Linked DNA regions of Homo sapiens: region 2 is linked to region 1. Evidence: chromatin loops called from intact Hi-C (ENCODE). Cell type or tissue: CD14-positive monocyte. All regions are shown on one strand. Each heading gives the region's core, and the rest is flanking DNA. Links, peaks and the distances in the headings are about the cores only. Region 1 overlaps PLAC8 (placenta associated 8). Region 2 overlaps LOC124900167 (a long non-coding RNA gene).

Evidence for each region. A loop is a pair of places that touch in the nucleus more often than their neighbours do. Peaks named below come from ENCODE experiments on the same cell type or tissue, not always from the same donor. Only the 100,000 strongest peaks of a DNase experiment are listed, where the experiment ranks them.
Region 2: it touches region 1 in a loop (3-fold over the local background); 4 of 110 quality-filtered maps call a loop at or near these places.

What each region holds. Positions count from the first base shown.
Region 1 is chr4:83,108,914-83,111,824 of GRCh38, reverse strand. All of the region lies in intron 1 of PLAC8 (placenta associated 8), which reads left to right. Among named protein-coding and RNA genes, the nearest start is that of PLAC8, 4.4 kb to the left of the region's middle. RefSeq lists enhancers at 959-1,008, 1,109-1,158 and a silencer at 1,569-1,848. In CD14-positive monocyte, for the core only: CTCF peaks have their summits at 1,043 and 1,243; DNase peaks (open chromatin) are centred at 1,244, 1,794 and 2,224; H3K4me3 peaks cover 2,500 bases; H3K27ac peaks cover 2,500 bases.
Region 2 is chr4:83,196,522-83,199,432 of GRCh38, reverse strand. It overlaps LOC124900167 (a long non-coding RNA gene), which reads left to right. Exons shown (of 5, transcript XR_007058167.1): 2 at 2,480-2,561. Among named protein-coding and RNA genes, the nearest start is that of PLAC8, 83 kb to the right of the region's middle. RefSeq lists an enhancer at 1,594-1,713. In CD14-positive monocyte, for the core only: no CTCF peak of the experiment used is centred there; DNase peaks (open chromatin) are centred at 962 and 1,362; H3K4me3 peaks cover 2,297 bases; H3K27ac peaks cover 2,383 bases.

The DNA.
Region 1 (2,911 bases), core at 190-2,689:
TGAAGTCTAACATTAGCCAATTTGAATACAAAAACACATATGCCATACACTAAGTAAATACAGTCAGGTAAAGGAAAAACAATTACATAATTGCAGGGTGGTTTTTATTCTGAAATCTTCAGATTGCTGTTATTATATTAAAAAACAGAATATAGGCTTCTTGAAAAAATAAGGGTGTTAAATGAACATGTTTTTCCTCTGAAAGAGTTGTAGGATCATCTTTATTTATTGAATACCAGTTTCATGCCAAGCATTGGCTAAGGGCCAAGAGGGAAAAAAATACAAACAGCTATAGTATCATTTGTATGACTTGCCCCCTCCTTTTTTTTTATTTTTTTATTTTTTTTTTGGAGATAAGAGTCTCGCTCTGTCACCGAGGATCCACCTGCCTTGGCCTCCCAAAGTGCTAGGATTACAGGCGTTAGCCACCGTGCCTGGCCTGGTATGACCCCTTAAAATTTTTTTTCTAGTCACTGGATTTGCTTTTTGTTTCTGAAAAGGATATTTCTTGTTTTGCTTATAAAAGAAATAAATGCTAATTATAAAAAAAATTATCGGCCATGGGTGGTGGCTTACACCTGTAATTCCAGTGTTTTGGGAGGCCAAGGCAGGAAGATCACTTGAGGCCAGGAGCTCAAGGTCAGCCTGGGCAACATAGTGAGACCCCCATCTCTACAGAAAACGAAAACAAATTAGCCAGGCATGGTGGTGTGCACCTGTAATCTCGGCTACTCAGGAGGCTGAGGTGGGGGGATCACTTGAGCTCAGGAGTTCCAGGCTGCAGTGAATTATGATCGTGCCATTCATTGCACTCCTGCCTGGACAACAAAGAGACCTTATCACAAAACAACAACAACAAAAAGTCTATCAGCCAATCACCTAGGGATAGCCACTTGACATTACGGATAATTAGCCTTTCATATTTTTTCTGGTATTTGATAACCAAGATGAAATGCAGAAGAAATTTGAATACATATTCTCTAGCATTTCCTGTAATGCTTCTTCCTCCAGGATTTCAAATGTGGGAAGCCATCACCCAAAAATATGGTTTCGACCATGTTAGTACTGGAGTTGGGATTTAGGGAAGATCTGGTCCCCACCTGTGGAGGTCTGCAGAGTCAGGTGAAACATTAGCCTTGTTTGCGTTTCCAGGGCTGGGCTCTCGCCACTGTTTGCTATGCACCATCTGGAGCCTGCATCACGCATGGCCTCAGCCAGCCCGGAAGCGGAGAGCGTGGTGGCGGGGGCGCTAGTGAGCTCCTCCTGTGTACCAGGTCCCGAGCTAAGGTTTTGAGACACCTCAGTGAACTTGGCCCACAAAATCCCCTGCCTTTGTGGAGCTTACCCTCAGTGTTGGGGATTTGGGACTTACTTTTCCCAAAGCCAAGCTAATTATTGTAAAAGGGGTGAGTGACGAAAACGGAATCATTGCAAGGTCCTTACCTCTTATTTCATGAGATTGGCGGCATGAGTGTGTCTAGAGAGCTGTGGTTGCTTACTCTTACACGTGGGCGTGTACCCCAAGACTAGAATCCAGGGTCCATCTAATAAGCATTCAAATCAGCGGGCGGGGGAGGGGGTGGGTGATAGTTTCTTGTCTTACTTTCCAATCCCAGCGTTGCTCAGCCCATACCATCTGATAAAAACTTTTTACAATTTAGAAATGCCCGGTGAGCCTGGGCGCCCGGAGCGACAGAGCGGCGGGTGCCCGGGAGGAAGCGGCGCCAGCCCTGCCCAGCTTTGCGGCTCCTGGCGCCTGCCGCTGGGGCTGGGCTCCGAGACCGCGCGCCCGCTGCCCGGTTCACGCCGAGTCCCCAGCGGCGCGCCGCCCCGGCGAATGGTCCCCCGAGGGCAGCCATCCGCAGACGCAGTTCCCTGATTGCCCCAGCAAAAATGGGCGGTCTCCTTGGGATAGATTCTGCGCGGGCTGCTCTTAAGAATTTACCGGCAGGCAGGTCTGGTCCCAGCAGAGGAGACCCAGGGGTCCCAGAGCTGGGCTGGCGGGAGGCGTAATCCGGCGGGGTGAGGGTTGATCGAAGAGCCCCGCGCGCAGCTGCCGCTCACAGCCCCTTCCCGAGTGCAGAGCGGGCAGAGAAGGTAAGAAGCCCACCCACCCACTCCCCGCCTCCTGAAGCCCGTGCTTCAGACCTGTCCCTGCAACTGGGGAAGAGCCAGGCGGGCTCTCCGCCTCCTCGATCCTCCTCCCTGGAAGAGGCCCGAAGGCAGCGGCCGCCAGACACACGTTCGCCTAGTCCGTCACCCGACGGCTCTGCCCCTCAACAGGGGCTCCTCCACCGCCACGTACACATCCGCGGCTCATGCACGCCCTGAATGATCGGCTCAGCCGGACCCCCTGGTTTTTTGTTCACTTACTGGAACCTTCTTTTGCAGAAAATCTTGTTTGCTGTGGGATCCACAGATGGGTCCGCCTCCTTCTTTTAGTGTAAAAAAGCAGTGAACGGCTATTATGGTACATTTTTAAAAAAATCAAACAGAAGCCAAAACCACTTTAATGTCTATAGAAGGACACGTCTAATACATTTAAAATAAGCTTCAGCTGTTCTGAATACAGTTCATGGTATTTTTATTTAAAGACAAATTCTTTAGAATGAGCCTGTAAGGTGGGTAGGTCAGAAACCCCATTTTACAGTTTAACAAGTGGACATTTAAACGGCTAGTTAAATGATGAGTCTAAGATCACGGTTTCAGAAACTAAGACTTGGGCAAAGCTGCTCTCACTCCGAATCTAATTCATGTTCCATGACCCTACACTGCCTCTCATGATGTAGAGAAATGAGGAGTAACCTTACCAAATGTACTTCTTAATAAACTGCCCCTACCACACAGCAGGGTCCGTCAGGCCAGCGCTGACACAGGTTTGCAGGCTCCCAGTAAATATGAAGTGAAGGAC
Region 2 (2,911 bases), core at 130-2,629, 88 kb before region 1:
TCAGAACTTTAGAGCTTAGCTGAAACTCAGCTACATATGTACAACTATTATATATCAATTTTAAAACCAAAAAATGTACAACTATTATATATCAGTTAAAAAAGGAAAAACAAACTCAACTCTAAGGCCATCTGGCCCTAAGGTCTTTTCAATAGTAAACGTCCAAGCACTTTACCATTACTTCTGTAATAATTGGTCCATTCATGTAATAATTTGTCCATTCACATTTTTCCTCTCTTCTTGGATGAATTTAAATAGTCTGTATTTTGCAAAAAAAAATCATACGTTTCCTATAGCTTTTCATATTCACTGTCATAGCATTGGCTGTGGTGACTCTCTTGAATCTTTTAATCGACTTCAGCTTCCTAATCTCTTTTTTTCTTTTTTCCCTCTTCAAACTTGTAAGCTGTTTATTTTATTAGTCTATCCAATAAACATTTGGAGTTATTTTCAGTAGATTTCACATATTTTCCCTCCTACTGTTCTTTATTCTTTCTTTTTTCTAAATCATTAATTCTAAATTTGACTTTTGTCAATGTCAATTTCCTGATTTCTGTTTCTAAATTTTTTTTTTTTTTTTTTTTGAGACAGAGTCTCACTCTGTCACCCAGGTTGGAGTGCAGTGGCACGATCTTGGCTCACTACAAGCTCCACCTACTGGGTTCACGCCATTCTCCTGCCTTAGCCTCCTGAGTAGCTGGGACTACAGGCACCCGCCACCATGCCCAGCTAATTTTTTTTTTTTTTGTATTTTTTTTAGTAGATACGGGGTTTCACCGTGTTAGCCAGGATGGTCTCGATCTCCTGACCTTATGATCTGTCCGACTCGGACTCCCAAAGTGCTGGGATTACAGGCATGAGCCACTGCGCCCAGCCTCTTTCTAAATTTTTGAGAGGAATAGTTAGTTCCTTTATTTTTTGGCTTTATTTTTCAGTTGCAAGGCATTTGAGAACTCCAAATATTCTCTGAGTACCATTCTCAGGGTCCTGTCTGGTGCAATAGAAAGTAATTTCCTTTTCATTGGTTTCTAGATACTTTGCGAGTCCTCTTTTACTTCCTTTTTGATCCAAGACTTATCTAAGAGTTTGCTCTTTAATTTCTAAATACATAAAGTTTTTTAGGTCATTTTTATCATGTATGTGAAATTTTTCAGTTTTTGATTTGAGAATATGACCTATAAATTATGTTGTTGTTGTTGTTAAAGCTTTCGTTGTGACCAAGCATATCAAAATTGGCTGCACTTAGGATTTTTCAGCTACATAAGCCAAGAAACTTCCTTATTGCTTAATACTCTGTGACTTGCATTAGAAAGAGTCCTGATTGATACAACTGTTGGCTGGTGTGTCAGGCCAGAAGTGCGGGAACCGTCTTCTTCCCTCTTCCTTACTGTGCACAGCAGGTGTGGCAAGTCGGCACATTCTACTTCCTCAATTTCTTTTCACCCTGGTTCCTTTTTTCACTCCTCTAATTCGAAGGGAGGGGCAGGAGAGAGGGTAGGAGAATGAATATTTGTTGAGTACCTGTTAAATTCTTATAGACTGTGCTATGACTTGTGAACTTTTTAACCCTGACAACAACCCCATGAGAAATCTAAAGCCCAGAAACAGTGAATAGCTAGTTCAAGGTCACACAGTGAGTGGTGATACCAACTCCAGAGGCCGCATTTAACGCCACAGTGCCATACTGTCTAGACAAATGTTTGCTGAATGGCTGATACCTATAAAGGCAATGCCTACTGAACTTGCTCCAGTCAACGCCCTACATGGCATTGGCCTACTCAGTCTTTTCCGAAGACAGCAATGACCCTAAAGCAGTCTAATCATTGTCAGGAGTCACACACACACATCTGTCCTCTCCCGTTTTTCTCAGGGAGTCTGTCGTCAACCACTAAATCTACCTATTCTCTGCCCAAAGCTTGCTGAGCCTGTTTGCAGAGAAAGGAGTCACACTAGCCAGGTTAGGGCCATGCCAATGGCCTGGAGATTTTCCCAGCATTAATTCACAGACACACACACACACACACACACACACACACACACACACACACACACACACACAATCTAGTCTACCAATCTGACTCCTTAAAAATCTAGCTGTCTACTGAGTCTTTCCTGAATGGCCCTGTAAAAATATTTCTACCCCCATTCCTGGGCTCCTTACAATGTCCACTAGAATGTTTATTGTTTGTTCCTCAAATCTGCTGAGCTCACGCTGGGATGGTGGCCCTAGACCCAGAGGCTTCTCCCCACACAGCCAGCACCTGTTCTTCCTTTGGGTCTCGCTCAGCTTCAGGGGCCTTTTCTGCCCATCCCACCTGACATAGGCCCCACTTCCTTCCACCAACTTATTCAGAATCTCAGCCTGTTGATGGCTTCCTTTGAAGCCTTTAGAACAACATGCAACTATTTGTTTCACTTGTGTGCTTACTGCAGGTTTGTTTGTATTCAAATATATCTGTCTTGTGTCTTTCTCCTTTAGTGGAATGGAATCAAATGGGCATCTTGAGAGCAGGAAACCTCCTTGTTGCCATTGTATCCCTAGAGCCTCACATAGGCTTCAGGTGTGTATATAGTAGGTGTTCAATATATATTTGTTGAATTAATGAAAAAAAGAATCTGAGACTTTGAACCTGAAGAGCTGATTTTATCCCTGTCACTGATGATCTGGTGGGTCCCTTTTAAGCTGCGTGATTGGAACAAATGGGTGAAATCCCCAAACTCTGGATCCGTCTCCATTTAATAGACTTTGGTTTGTCTCTGAATGATTTTTATATTCTTTTCCTATTTTGTGTGGCTGGCTTAGACCACAGTTCTAAAGGCATTTTATTTTATTTTATTTTATTTTATTTGTTTATTTATTTATTTATTTTTGAGACAGAGTCACTCTGTTGCCCACACTGGAGTGCGATAG